Linked DNA regions of Homo sapiens: region 2 is linked to region 1. Evidence: chromatin loops called from intact Hi-C (ENCODE). Cell type or tissue: ascending aorta. All regions are shown on one strand.

Evidence for each region. Peaks named below come from ENCODE experiments on the same cell type or tissue, not always from the same donor. Only the 100,000 strongest peaks of a DNase experiment are listed, where the experiment ranks them.
Region 2: it touches region 1 in a loop (4-fold over the local background); 3 of 110 quality-filtered maps call a loop at or near these places.

What each region holds. Positions count from the first base shown.
Region 1 is chr9:15,154,411-15,162,410 of GRCh38, forward strand. The region is part of intron 2 of LOC124902123 (a long non-coding RNA gene); the gene reads left to right. Among named protein-coding and RNA genes, the nearest start is that of TTC39B, 150 kb to the right of the region's middle. In ascending aorta, no CTCF peak of the experiment used is centred here; DNase peaks (open chromatin) are centred at 287, 1,591, 3,171 and 5,061; H3K4me3 peaks cover 947 bases; H3K27ac peaks cover 6,698 bases.
Region 2 is chr9:15,240,330-15,248,329 of GRCh38, forward strand. The region is part of intron 2 of TTC39B (tetratricopeptide repeat domain 39B); the gene reads right to left. Among named protein-coding and RNA genes, the nearest start is that of TTC39B, 63 kb to the right of the region's middle. In ascending aorta, no CTCF peak of the experiment used is centred here; a DNase peak (open chromatin) is centred at 4,069; H3K4me3 peaks cover 900 bases; H3K27ac peaks cover 7,670 bases.

The DNA.
Region 1 (8,000 bases):
ATGGGGGACACAGGGTTTTAGCATCAGTTATTGAGATTTTGTGCTCCCTCAGTCCCCTCATTCGCCCCAACAATATCGCCCAAGAATGATTATCCAGCCAAGGATTATTTTGATAATCAAAATCATGGACACTTACTATTTTTTGTGTGTTTGTGTAAACTAAGTCTAGGGACACAGAGCTCATCTAGGAAGATGAGGAGGAGGGCATCCTAAAGGTACATGGTAGTGCTCCAATCTGCAATACCGTCCCTCCCCGCACCCTCACGCCATCTCACTTTCTGCTTAGACAGCAATAACAGGTGCCTCTCCACCTCGTCCTCCCCATTCCCCGAAAAAAGATTTGTAGAATTTAAGATGTGAAAAGCTGGGAACCACTGCACTAAACCACACTGTATCCAGTACTCCATACACAGATTGCCAAATGGCTGAAGAACAAGGTCTAGCCCTTAAAACGAATGAAGCTGGATGGCTAAAAGAGCATTGCAACAGAAATCTTTGTTCTACAAATGAACTGAACCTACCCAGACGGTCCTAACCATAAGGCCTATGGCATCCTTTCTAAGAGCCACAGTTTTGTTGACAAGGAACACCATGCTGCTATTTTTAAAGGAAGCATTCATCTTTCTGACAGCTAGTCAGTAAGTCACCTTTTGTGGTCAAACTTTGCGTGATTTGGCCTTAGGAAGCTCACCTGGGCGAGAAAGGGTAGGGGAAGAATGTGTCCTTCTTCCTACTGGATAAAAGCTATGCATAAATCTCAGACAAAAATTAGAGAAAAAAAAAGAATCCCCCATGGCGCTAAAATGTCAGAATATACATTTCCTAATAGATTAACAAGTACTATAAATATTTACATGATCTGCTGATATACCTAACTTGTAGGGGGAATATGGGAACAGGGGAAGAAGCAGCCAGATAAATATTAAAGCGTATTTTTAAAATAATTATGCTGTAATCATTTTTTTTTAAATCCATTTTCCTGAAATAAGGGATTCCGTCTCTTTTCGGAGAAGCCATTTAATAGCCAAATTAAAGAGAGGTTAGCTCCATCACTACACCGGTTCCCTTATCACCACTCTAATCTCCATGGTCACCCAGAGTTTGCCAACTAGAATTTTGGATGAATTAAGATTTGCTTATTTAATAATGTAGAGGAGATCAGGAAATAGGTGGTGTCTCAAGACTTTAAATGAACACATGCCTTCAGTCTGGGTTTTAAGAAGTTTTATTGTTATAAGTAACTTCAGACACAGAAATAAAAAGAAAAAAGAGAAATGTTTTTCTCTTTTAATAAAGAAAAATATAAAGCCTCCAACATATTATTAAAATGACTTTGCTTTTAATTTCAACATAGAAGTTCTCTGTTTAAAACTATTAATAGTTTATTAACATAAATCTTTAGTGAGTGAAGAAAAAAATGAGATGGAAAACTTTCAGGGCTGGAATGAGCTCTTATTTTCCATTTAATATTTGGGTAGGAACAATTCTTGGAAATGATCACAAACGCAATAATTACTGGCTTAATCCTAAATAGATTTGCAGCCGTTCCTTTTCGTGTTATTTTTGGCATGCTGGCTGTGGCATGCTGTAATGTTGACATAACTGGTTTCTCAGAAAACAAGATTTGTGACAATTTGCTCCATTCTGCTCCAAAGACAATCAATCTGAGGCTTTCAAAGCAGGGCTAAAAATGCACACAAATCTCCCCCCTCGCAGCTGCTTCTTGTTTAACATTGTCAAATTTTCTTAATTAAAATTTGAGATTTTATGCTTGGCTTCCTCTCCCCTTCCTCTAAAGCTCAAATGACACTTTGCCTTTTTTAGCTATATGGAAGTCTACAAAAAGCCAGACAAAGGCCCTAATTGTTTTATCAGAAGACCTCATTTTTAAGTTTGTGCTTAGTATTTTTCATCTATATTACATTTTATCCAATCTGAATCTTAGCAGGCTTAATTCAGCTTTGAGGGTGAACAGAACATGTATTTCACCCAAAATCATAATTACTGATGAAATATTGGAGGCATTTCCTGAGGTTTTCTCATAAGTCTTCAGTCACATGGCTTTCAATGCCATCTGCATACCAAAGACTCACAACTTTTTATCTCAACCCAAGCCTCTTTTCCAAATTCCAGTGTCATTTATCTAATTGCCCTCTCAACATCAAGATGTCTTATAAGATCCTTAATAAGGATCTTAAACTCATTATGTCCATAATGCCTTCTGAGCATTCCTCCAAAACCTGCTCAGTCTGCCACTTTGCCCATCTCAGCTGATGCAACTCCACCCTTCTGGTCATTCAGGCCCAAACCCCAGACATCATACTATGGTCTGGGTCACTGTGATGGCCTCGTCTCCTGCTTCTACCTCATCCACCTCACTCTACCCTCAATATCCAGTCTTTTCAAAACTTGTTAGCCCATGCCACTCCTTTGCTGAAAACTGCAATGGTTGCTCATTTCAGTCAGGGTAAAAGTCAAAGTTTTTTAAATGGCCCCATTACATTCTGAAGATTACTTATAAACCTGCCATTCAGAGACAATATTATAGGTCTCTTGCTTTTCTGCATACCTCAAAGAAAAGGTACTGACTGGCTTTGTTCCAGACTAGCTTTTCAAAACTGTTTGGAATGAGCAGCTTTGTAAGATATAGTGTCTCCCCCCAGAGAAGAAGGCAGGTTTGCTTACTGTTCAGTGTGAGGCAAAGAGAATGTCTATCTTCCGAGGAAAGGGCAAGAAAGTTTGCTTGCAGTCTGTTATAAAAGATTCAGGTTTGGCCAGGCGTGATGGCTCATGCCTGTAATCCCAGCACTTTGGGAAGCCGAGGCGGACGGATCACAAGGTCAGGAGTTCGAGACCAGCCTGGCCAACATGGTGAAACCCTGTGTCTACTAAAAATACAAAAATTAGCCAGGTGTGGTGGCAGGCACCTATAACCCCGGCTACTCGGGAGGCCTTGGCAGGCAAATCACTCAAAACCGGAAGGCAGAGGTTGCAGTGAGCCCAGATTGCACCACTGCATTCCAGCCTGGGAGAAAGAGCAAAACCCCATCTCAAAAAAAAAAAAAAAAAAAAAGATTCAGGTTCCCTGAGAGGCTCCTCTGCTGTGACACAAACCCATTGAGGGTGCAGCAGCCACCTGAGCCCCTCCACATCACCCTTGTGGGACTTGGCAGGCAAGGGGAATTGACACAAATGTGCCAGTGTTCATGACGCTTGTTGTGCCATGAGTAATAAAGCATTTTTTTCTCTGACCCAGGATTCTCATGTCTTCTGCCAGAATCCACAAAACTGTGCAGGCTAACCTTGTTAGCTTGCAAGAAGAGTAAAATCTGACTTTCGTCAGTACTTAACCACCTATGTGACTCGTCTCCTGCTACTGTCCCCTCAGTGCCTCAGGCCAGCCACATGGTCTCCTTGATGTCCTCAGAACACATTTGGCACACCCTTTCTTAAAGCCTTTGTATGGGCTTTTGTTTTCTTCCTGAAATGCTCTTCCCCCAGATATCAATTTAGCTCCCTCCCCTCTGTCAAGTCTTTGCTCTAACTTGACCTTCTTGATGAAGCCAGCTGTAACCATCTTTTTTAAAACTACAACTGACATCCTTCCCCACCTCAGCATCCCCAGGTCCCCTTACTTGGATACCTTTTCTCTTTCCAAATGCACCTATCACCTTCTACAGATTATTTAGGGGTCAGTGAATGTTTTTTTAACAAGTCAGATAGTAAATATTTTAAGTTTGTTTGCCTTAGATATCTGTTGCAACTATCCAACTCTGCTGGTGTATTTTGAAAGCAGCTGTAGATAATATGCAAATGAATGGGCATGGCTGTGTTCTAGAACACTACTTATAAAATAGGCAGTCTGCCTGAGGGCCTTAAATTGCCAACCCCTGCATTATATAATTTACTTATCCCATTTATTGTGTAATGCCTGACCCATCCCATTAGAATATAAGCTCCAAGAAGGACACAATCTGTTTATTCACCAGTATTTTCCAAGTGCCTGGAGCCGTCTGACAGGAAATAGTAGGAACTCAATCAACATTTGCAAACAAAAGTGTCATCAGGGAACATATAGTTGTGGATCACTTTTCAAGTAACCTAAACCAGAGTTAGATTCCAAATGATAGATGATATTTTGGGGGTAACTTACCTGGGTTATAATGACCACTTACCCTTAACTATCCCACTCACCAGTCCATAGGGTGAACTTCCAGCAGCCATGTTTGTTCCAAATGACCCTGTTCTCTTAGTTACAATTGTTTGAAGGGAGGGTCACCACACCTCTCCCAAGCTAGGCCAATAAAAACTCCCCCTATGAGGACTTGTAACCTGTACTGAGAAAGAGGGTCACAGAATTCTAATATGTGAACTCAGAACCATGGATAGATGGGTAGAATTGTACCTACCTGTCTCCTTGAATCTGGGCATAGCCACATGACTTGCTTAGACCAATGAAATATGGATGGAAGTGATCCATGTGAAAATTCTGGATGGAAGCTTTAAAAGTCAATGTGATTTTCAATAAATGGTGATGGGACAACAGGATATCCACATGCAAAAGAATGAAGTTGAACCTCTACCTCACATCATATACTCAAATTACTTCAAACTGGATCAAAGATCCAAATTTAAGAGTTAAACTATACAACTCTTAGAAGAAAACATAGGTATAAATCTGTATGACCTTGGATTAGGCAATGGACTTTTAGATATGATACTAAAATCACAAGCAACCAAAAAAACAAAAACAAAAACAAAAACAAAACAGATAAATTGGACCTCACAAAAATTAAAAACTTTTATGTCAAAGGACACTATCAAAAAAATGAAAAGACAAATCACAGAACAAAATATTTGCAAATCACGTATCTGATAAAGATGTAGTAAGAAAACCAAATTTTAAAATGGGCGAAAGCTTTGAATAGCTTTTTCTCTCCAAAGCAAATACATAAATGGTCAAAAAGTACGTGAAAAATGCTCAATATCATTAGTCATTAGAAAAATACAAATCAGGCTGGCGTGATGGCTCATGCCTGTAATCCCAGCACTTTGGGAGGCCAAGATGGGTGAATCACCTGAGGTCAGGAGTTTGATGCCAGCCTGGCCAACATGATGAAACCCTATCTCTACTAAAAATACAAAAATTAGCTGGGCATGGTGGCGCATGCCTGTAATCCCAGCTACTTGGGAGGCTGAGGCAGGAGAATCACTTGAACCCGGGAGGCAGAGGTTGCAGTGAGCCAAGATCACACCACTGCACTCCAGCCTGGGTGACAGAGCGAGACTCCATCTCAAAAAAAAAAAAAAGAAAGAAAGAAAGAAAAAAGAAAAATACATATCAAAAACCACAATGAGATACCACTCATTATCTTGTATTTTAATACAAAGTAAATTTTGTATTAAAGGCAAAATTACAGCTGTAAATAGGTCAGTGTTTTCCTGGGCCTAAGAGGTTGAGTTTAGGGATTGACAGCAAAGGGACAAGAGGGAACTTTTTGAGGTGATAGGTGCGTTCTAAAACTGGATTATGGTGATGGCTGCACAAAAGTACACATTTACTAAATGTAGACCTGTTTTTAAAAGGAGTAAATTTAATGGTATTTAAATTATACCTCAATAAAGGCATTCTTTTTTTTTTAAAGCCAGTATGCAATTTGCCAAACTTCTCTTTGCCATGGCAATGAGTATAATCCTAGATGGTGAGGGTCCAATGGCCTCCACAGTGCAGAACAAGGTTCTCTACTGACCAAAAATGCACATGTAGTGTGAGCAAGAAAAAAACTGTTATTTTAAGCCGCTGAGACATGTGGGGCTGTTTGTTACTGTTGCATATGCTAGCCCATTCTAATTAATACAGAAATCAGTCCAGAGATGGTATTGGCTCAAGTTAATATTAAGTTTCATTAATTAAGGCAACAGGAATGAGTAATGTCTTAGACACACTGTGGTGTGGTTATTTGGCATATGATGCTGTATCAAATAGAATAAATTTTTTAGAAAATTGTACTACTGAAGAACCACCTGCACTGAAAAAGGCTGACTTTTTGAAACTTAAAATGATCCTTTGGCCCCAGTGTGAGGCAGGAAAGGTTGAGAAAGTTGTTCTGCTCCTGGGGAGGGCAATTTCTTTGACAGTCTCTTCAGATATGGCAAAGAAAAATCACAGAAAATAAAAAAAATCTCTCAGAAGGTGAACCCAGATGCCACAGAGACTAATGAACAAGAGCACTACTCCAGGAAATGGGCTCAAGGCCCAATCAAAGAACATTCTCTATTCTCAAGATATGGAAGCTCAAAACATGAGATTTCAGAATCATTACAGACCAGTGCTCACTGTGGTTTCCCATGCTTCACTTTTCATCTTCTAAATGGGAGTGTTCACTGTGGTTATCCCACTTCTGTTCAATCAGTGTCTTAGTTCATTCTGTGTTGCTATAATGGTATGCCACAGACTTGTAATTTATAAACAAATTTCTTCCTTAGTCCTGGAGGCTGGGAAGTCCAAGGTCAAGGGGCTCGCATCTGGTAAGAGCCTTCATGCTGTGTCATCCCAAAGTGGAAGGCAAAAGGGCAAGAGAGTGCAAGAAAGCAAGAAGGAAAGAGAGCAAGAGAGGGCCAGACTTGCTTTCACAAAAACCCACTCCTGCAATATCAAACCCTCTCCCAAGATAACATTAATCCATTCATGAGGATGGGCCCTCTTCACAGTCCTACCTCTTAATACCATCACTATGGCAATTAAATTTCAATGAGTTTTACTGGGCACATTCAAACCACAGAAACCAGTACATACATTGTGTGTTGAGGGCAAATAACTGTTAAGCCCACGGTGTCCAGATCAATTGGAGCCACATTTGGATTCAAAATAAGACAAGAGGGCATGCCACAGAGATGTTACAACCAGAAGGGATTTTTTTTCCCCAAGATGGAGTCTCACTGTGTTGCCCAGGCTGGAGTGCAATGGCACGATCTCAGCTCACTGCAACCTCCACCTCCTGGGTTCAAGCAATTCTCCTGCCTCAGCTTCCCCAGTAGCTAGGATTACGGGCACCTGAAACCATGCCCAGCTAATTTTTGTATTTTTAGTAGAGACAGGGTTTCACCTTGTTGGCCAGGCTGGTCTCGAACTGCTGACCTCAGGCAATCTGCCCACCTCAACCTCCCAAAGCACTGGGATTACAGGCATGAGCCACTTCGCCTGGCCCCAGAAGGGATTTTTGTTGTTACATCCCTTGGTGGAGAAGTGAGCGTATTTTGTGTGTAGGAAAAAGAGTGAATCAGATATCTGGCAACCAGAAAGATAGTCATTTGTGCTACTCACCATCTACTTCTGGTGCTTCTTCCAGACACATTAGCATTGTACTTTCCTGCTCAGTTGAAGTTAGGTAAAGCTGTGTCATTTGCTTTGGACATGAAATATATGTCACTTCCAGGTGGAAGCTGTAAGACTAAGACAGCCAGTTAAAAGGGGTCACTGGAGAACCTCCAACCAGCCTGGGCACTGGGAAGAGTATACAATGGGGTGGAGCATACACTGGGGTGGAGCCTCGGGAAGTTCACGCTATTTGCAGTGGGGAAGAGCCTGGCCTCTCCTGTTCCGAGGTGGTACATGGGATTCAATCTGTGAGGCGGGAAGCCTGCTAGCAGGACTCTTGCTTTGCCAAGCATCCCTGTTTCCTCTTTTTTTTTTTTTTTTTTTTTCCTTTTCACCTAATAAACCCTGCCGTTCTCACCCTTCAAAGTGTCTGTGAGCCTAATCTTTCAAGGTAGTGTAACAAGAACCCGGCTTTTAACAGAACTAAGGAGAAAGTCCTACAACAAGACCATTTTATATACACCATGCCTCCTTCCTCTTCTCATTCTAGATAGTGGAGTCTCTGGCAATCCAGGGCCCTGTGTGAGGATAATATGGAGCTGATCCCTCCCTGGCCTGAAATAGAGATGGAGCATGAGAGGAAAATAAGCCTTTGCTGTTGTGGACATATTCCTCCCATCAA
Region 2 (8,000 bases), 86 kb after region 1:
GATATAACTGTTCTATTAAACGAGAAACTGGCGAATAGATAAACTAGATAAACTTCTCCCTAAATAATCTATGCTTAGACTTCTTACAAAGCCTTCCTCAATCAAAACTGTAACCCTTAGTATTATTTGTAGGGCGTGGGTAATCTTTAGATTCTTTGTACTTTTCAATGTTTTTTTTTCAATTTTTTCAAAAATGATAATGTACCATTTTAACAATAATGAAAAAAGTTAAGCATATATTTTGAGTAATTTAAGTCTATATTCATGAAGGGAATATTCAAATATTAATTTAAGGAAACACCCTCTGATCATCCCTTTTTATCACACATAACTCAAAATAGTTATCTAAGAAATATGCAAGAACAGTATAATTTATTATTTTTGGCCCTCTCCACATGAAGAAGTCAGAATACATCACTACTCAATGTGTTTCTCATGTTATTTTAGACCTTTTAGAAGTCTTCCAACCTTTCACTACTTTAAAAAAGTCAGTTCTTGAATGTGGTTTTTCTAATTTTATCTTTTCTATTTCCTGCATTGATAACATGCTTCAATAGGTCTACTATTATATTCCTGAACTGCTTTCAAACTTATTACTTTATGCATATTTACCATCTCAATCTGGTCCTTCATGCATCTACCTTTGCTAAAAACGAACAATGATTCATGCCTTATTGAAGGAATCAGCCCTCATAGGAAGCTAAGAGATGGCGCTCTCACGAGTTCTCTAATACCAGCCGTGTTTCCCATCTTTGGCAGATGAGAAAAATGTAGCACATGAGGCCCATGTGAATGTGATATTTGCCAAGTGTCCCTTAGCTCTGTATGGAAAATGGGGAATGACAAGCTCATTCAAATAGATGGATTCATAACTGTTTGAACAGCTTCTCTCAAGAGGTACTTCCCTTTATCATGTGTTTTACATTTGTATCAGAAACTGGGATTAAAATAGAGAATGCAAGGTTAAAAAAAAAAAAACTCTGCAAAACAATGAAACTGGAAAAGATAGCAGTGAATGAACCATAATTTAAAAAGATAATGCTCTAAGTGGATGACTTATATTTAGTAAACTAAAATTTAATTTTTATCCATAAACATTTAGGAATGCCATATTCCAGGCATGGTATCAGATGTTAAAGCACAAAAAATAATAGCATGCCTGCTCTCAAAGATGATACCTGAGTGAGAATAAATTATAAATTCCTGAATTTATAATTTATAAAATCTAACTGAATAAAAACAGGATAAAAGAGATGTGACTTAAAAACATTGTAAAAAGTTGTGAATTATTTTAAATGAATTTGTGAACACAACAGAATATGAATCCTGATACAACTTAAGCTGTATTAAGAAAACTATAGCATCTAGAATGAGGAAAATAGTAATCTTTCGTAAGTTTCTTTTAATTAACTCTTTTTTTTTTTTTTTTTTGAGACAGAGTCTAGTTCTGTCACCCAGGCTGGAGTGCAGTAGTGGGATCTCAGCTCACTGCAATCTCTGCCTCCTGGGTTCAAGCAATTCTCCTGTCTCAGCCTCCTGAATAGCTGGGACTACAGGCACATGCCACCACCACACCTGGCTAATTTTTGTATTTTTAGTAGAAACGGAGTTTCATCATATTGGTCACGCTGGTCTCAAACTCCTGACCTCAGTTGATCCACCTGCCTCGACCTCCCAAAGTGCTGGGATTACAGGCATGAGCCACCGCAAGCAGCCTAATTAACTCTGACTTAAAAATATAATTATCTCTTAATCAGAGTACAAACTTCATAAAGGCAGGATTGTATCGCAGCACCTAGTACAGTGTCTTGCAGGTAATGATCTTCAATACCACTGTGCTGGTTGATTAAATAAATAAACAAAGGAGCAAATGAAGGATAACATCATTCTCCTCTAGTCAGACCAGTCACACCTGGCCTATCTGATGGTCTAGACATACACTTTTAAGAATATCAACAACGGGAAATGCAGGCTGGGCACAGTGGCTCATGCCTGTAATCCCAGCATTTTGCAAGGCCAAGGCAGGCGGATCACTTGAGTCCAGGAGTTTGAGACCAGCCTGGGCAACATAGGGAGACCCCATCTCTACAAAAAATACGAAAAATCAGCCAGGCCTGGTGGTGCATACCTGTAGTCCCAGCTACTCAGGCGGCTGAAGCGGGAGGATCGCTTGAAACAGGACGGTTGAGGCTGCAGTGAGCTGTGATCATGTCACTACACTCCAACCTGGGTGACAGAGCAAGACCCTATCTCAAAAAGAAAGAAAGAAAGAAAGAAGAATTGGAAGAAAGCAGAGAAAAGAAAGGAATATGAAAGCTCCATTCACTAGAAAGATTTTGGTTCATCCTTCTAGACCACCTTCTCTGGAGCAAAATCCTATTCTCAAATGACTCAGAAAATACCTAATAATGTATATACATAGAATAATAAAACAAATATGGCAAAATGTTAAAACTGAATTAAGGGCATTCAGAAGTTCTCTGTGTTATTCTTGCACTTTTTCTGTAAGTTTGGAATTATCATAAAATAAAAATGTTTTTTTAAAAGACTGCTTATTGGCATGATGATTCTGTAACAAAGGGCAGAGACAGCGATTAAATGTGAGTGGCCGCTGGATCTCAGGAACCTGTGGGCCAACCAATGCCAGTGGAGAATGCCAAGCCCTTGGGCCACAGGCACACCAACAGTCCAGAAATCCTTTGGTGGCAGAGGCAGCAAGGAGAGAGGCCAATGCAAAGACAACAGGATGGGGCCCTCTACCAGGCAGCAGTCCCCAGACAGGGGCCATCTGTACACCACCTCTTCCTGCACCCAACGCCATGTCAGAAGGAGGAGAGAGAGGGAAAACCTTTTAAGAAGGAAGATATAAGCCTGATACAGAGTTTAAGTTTTTACTTAACTGGGCATTTACCCCTCCCACATCTCCCAGAAAACCTGAGTCACTCCAAAACAGACTGCTGGAAATTTGAACAGATGATGTAATTTTTAATTGACCACTTAATGTGCTTTTCTGTCCTCAATGGGGATGAAAGTTCCAGAGTAAAGGAGAACAGTTGAAAAGAATACAAGTACATTTTCATATACAATACAAAGCATGATTCAGACCCTACTCATTAAGGGGCAGAGCAAGATGGCAGAATATAAGGCTCCACTGGTCATCGCCCCTGCAAGGAAACCAATTTAACAACTGTCTACAGAAAAAAAGCACTTTCGTAAGAACCAAAAATCAGGTGAGCACTCATAGTACCTGGCTTTAACTTCATGTCAAAGACGCTACTCACTAAGAAAATGGAAAGCAGGCTGGGTACAGTGCCTCACACCTGTAATCCCAGTGTTTTGGGAGGCTGAGGCAGGAGGATCACTTGAGCCCAGAACTTCTAGACTAGCCTGGGCAACATAGCAATAGCCCATCTCTACAAAAAAATAAAAAATTGGACGTATGTAGTGGCATACACCTGCAGTCTTAGCTACTCAGGAGGCTGAGAGGACAGCCTAAGCCCAGGAGTTCAAAGCTGCAGTGGGCAGCACTGTGAAGTGCACAGGCTGTCGCCCAGGCTGGAGTCTCTAAAAACATTTTCTTTTCATTTAAAAAAAAATTTTAGAAAGAAAATGGAAGGTAGTGCTTACTATCTCTTTCAGCAAAAGAAACTACTCCAACAGCTGCTGTTTTCCTTGCCCATAGTCATAGCAAATTACTGACCAAGTTGGAAACTTAGAACCAGAGCCTGTATCTTTTCAAATTCTTTCCTTAGGCAAGCAAATCAGACTCCTTCACATTATTTAAAACAAACAACAATGGAATGTTGGATTGGCAAGAGATAGGCACAGCTCCTGTTTCATTTTGCTAGTTTTCTTTGCTGATTTTTTAAATTAAAAACAAACAAAAATCCTTTCCCTATTGGAGGGTTCTCTTATTTCTGACTGAAAACTTCTTACCTAATCTATGAATTATCCTCTCTTACCACATGACTGGAGCGTGATTTAGGAGAAGGCATGCTGGGACACATAGCAGACCACTGTGTTCCTGTCCTAGGTACGCCAGTCACTGGCGGGCAGTGTGGCTTTGCGCCACTTCCTCACCTCAGTGGGTCTCAGTGTCCCTATCTGCAAAAGCAAAGCAGCAATAACAACACCTGCCCTATGTCCCTCCCAGAGATACCACGAGGAAAGAACGTGCTCCATTTTGTAAAATCGCTTTTTAAACTGAAACATCACATAAATGCAAGGGAATGAAGTGGTGCTGATGTTATTAGAGGAGTTATAGAGGAGTATAGTGGTGCTGATGTTATTAGAGGAGTTATGGGAGCCAAGAACTTCCCATTAGACAGACCATTATATTCCTGCTATTCAGCAGTTCTGCTTAATGCTTCCTGCAGTCATGGGGCAGAGGCCACTGAGGCAGCATTTGCCATTTGCATTGCATCGCTCCACGTTGGAATGCAGATATTTTCAGATGTAGAGCAAATACAGGTTTTCAGTGGGACACTGAATGGGGGGGACATTGTCTTTTCTTTTAAAATATCACCACCTAAAACAAAGAGTAACAAAGTTTTTCTAAAGACAATTCTGACAACAAGTTTTCCTTTTATTTGCCTCATGATCCATGGAGGAAGAAAAAAAATAAAGGCTTCCAAAAAGTCATTTTCTCAGGCTAGATAGTATGTTTCTTCTCTGGGTTCTCTGGTTGGAGTTTACAACTCATAGTATAATTATTGGTCTACTTTTCAATTACAGTGAGTAGCTTATGAGCTTCTTAAGAACAGGAACTATCTGTTTCTTAATCCAGAGATGTTCAATGACTGCTTGATGAATGAATGACATTCTTCCTGATGCAATTAGCCCCTTGCATCAAATTCAGTCTTCCTACTTGGCATTTTATGTCACATATGTAGATCATGAAAAGTACCCATGAATATTTCATCACAGAAACCTTCATTCACAAACAAGCAGCTTTCAGTAGATATAAGGGCTCTCCCTACAAATATCTATTAGTAGGAAAAACAAACAAAACTGAAGAAGGAGCATATAAATATTCGAGTAATTAAACTCTAGAGTTTTTCTTTAGTTCTTCAATATGTGGCTGTTTCCATAGTTAATGTGCTGTATTTATTCAGCCTGTGGTATCAAGCAGGCATATGAAATGGTTTTGCTATACAGGGATGCTATTACTTTAAAAAATAAAAACAAAAACACCTAAGCTAATATTAAGGAGGGGTGATGGCAAATAAACGCTATATATTGGGTCCTGGATTGCTGGAATGAAGGGCTCAAATTCTGTCACAACTACTAACTAAGAAAACAATGACTACAGCCCCAAACCACAAGAGAAATTCAAGTCTTGGTTTCATACTTTCCTGCTTTCTAAATTACAGCCACCTATAATAACTCAAAATAAAATATTCTATAACCCATTAATCTAAAATGATCACCGAAGAAATCCATCCATACCACTTGGTCACTAAAGACTTTCCACATCTGTAGACTGACGAAACATCAAAAGAAAAGTAAACCATGCATGAAATTCACATCAAACTCATGTTCTGTTTGCTCTTCTGCAATTACCACCTAAATTTCTCTGGCTAAGTCAGAGAACTTGGGTAGAATGGCACTGTTAAGTCATTTCTTACCCAAATAAATCACCAGGCCGGGCGTGGTGGCTCACACCTGTAATCCTAGCACTTTGGGAGGCCCAGGCGGGCAGATCACCTGAGGTCAGGAGTTCGAGACCAGCCTGACCAACATGGAGAAACCCTGTGTCTAATAAAAATACAAAATTAGCTGGGCGTGGTGGCACATGCCTGTAATCCCGGCTACTAGGGAGTCTGAGGCAGGAGAATTGCTTGAACCTGGGAGGCAGAGGTTGTGGTGAGCCGAGATCACGCCATTGCACTCCAGCCTGGGCAACCAGAGTGACAGGAAACTCCATCTCAAAAAATAAATAAATAAATAAATCACCAGAGTCACATAACATTTTGGTTAATGTCTTGATGTTAGTCTGCAGAGGGGTATCTCATTAAGGTGAGGAGACTCACCTTAACAAAAATTCAAATCTAACTCTTGGGGTTTTAGTTGAGGAGTTTAAGGTGTATGACTCAGCTGGAAATAGAGAGAAGGACAGAGACCAAAAATTTGGCAAGTGTGGTAGATTATAAACGGCCACAAATTCTTTGTCACCCTTCCTGTCAAGAAGTGAGGTCTATGGCCCCACTTCTTGAATCAAGGTGGTCTCTGTGACTACTTGACCAATACAACACTGTGTTAGTTTGGGGTCCAAATCTTAAAGACTAGCAGTTGCTACTTCTTGTCATTTGGAATACTAAAGCTCAGAACCACATTGCTATGCTGTGAGGAAGCTCAAGCAACAACATGGAGAAGAACAAAGCCCCTGACAACAGTTCTAGCTAAATTCCCAGCTGACAACCAATACTAACTGGCCAGCCAGGTAAGTGAGCCATCATAGCAATGGCTCCTCCAGCTCCAGCTGAGCCACCCCAGGTGATTCCAAGTGGGCAGAGATGAGTCATTTCCTCTGAGACCTGCATAAACTTCAGATTCATAAGCAAATAAATGATTGTTATTGTTTTAAGTCTACTAAGCTCTGTGGTGATTTGTTACACAGCTATTGATATGCAGCATAGGAAACATTAACAGAAGAATAACATTACTGCATCATGAGAAACAAATGACCCATTTGCACTCTTGGCTGACCAGACAAAACTAGAAATAGTGTCCAGTTTTGGTTGTAACCATCTAGAAACTATGACAGGTCAAATTCAAAGAGATCAGAATGGAGAGAAGCATGAAATATGTCACAGGAGAGAGAAGTGACATAACTGAGGATGTGTAGCTTGGATATACGAAGATCCACCAGGGACTGGTAGGGAGAATATTTTACATATTTGAAAGACTACTTTGTAAAAACACTAGAGTGGTTTTATCTTAAGATCAGTGGGTAGGAGGCTGTAGAGAGGTAAAGTTCATCTTCGATAAGGAAGACTTCATTCTAAGGAAGAACATTCTAACAGTCATTCAGAAAGGAAATGGACAAATGGCCTTTAGAATCAAGATGTGCTATAATATCTCTCCTGAAAAGTTACTCCCTACCCTCAATTTTCAAATTTGCAAGAATTCCAACTCATTACAGGAGACAAGTCCTGTGTACAACTCTGAACATGGCGGCCCTATAGGGAATTGCTGATGTTGGTGAACAGCATTCTGGACCTAAAATTCAAGAAACCCTTGATTTTTCCATTAGCATTCCTCTTCTAGGGTGCATGTTTTCCACGTTCCTTAACTGGCCTGCCACTGAAGCATAATCTGCCCATAAGTGCAATCCTGTCCTTTCTAAAGTGAACCAAAGACATAAATGTATATGTGCTGTTAACAGGTGGAAAGCAAGTACAAAATGTTAGGAAGACCTCTGGGCATGAGGCAAAAAAAAACTATGCATTTTCCTGTTTCATAATAGCATGATATTTAGGAGTGCACTGTGGCTTTAGGAGAAAAAAGAAGAAGAAAAAGGAAAAAAAAAAAACGAGGGGGCTCCCCCAACCAACCTATGACTAAGGGACATAATCCAGCAGCTTCAAGGAGCACAGAGTTGCCAACTTTTAGCATGATGGAGTTACAATCAGGATTCTGAGTGACCCTAGGCAACTGAGTTAGTCTTTGTGCACCTCGTTTTCCTCATTTGGAAAATGGGAGCATTAAGGTCAATCAACATGGTTGCTGTTGAAGATTTTTTTTAAAAGCCAAAAACAGATTTACCATAGATACTGGGCCTGGCACATAAGACATTTTAAAAATAATCTAGGTTGTTTCTTCTCCAGTAAAATGGGAAATTGATGACAGAACATTCTAACATAGCCAATTTCCCTTCCTCTTCCACTAAGACTATGAGCTCCTCCAAAGCAGAACCATTTCTCACTTACTGACCTAAACTCAGCACTTACTATAGCACTGACCACATGCTTGCTGAACCAGTTAACTCATTTCCAACA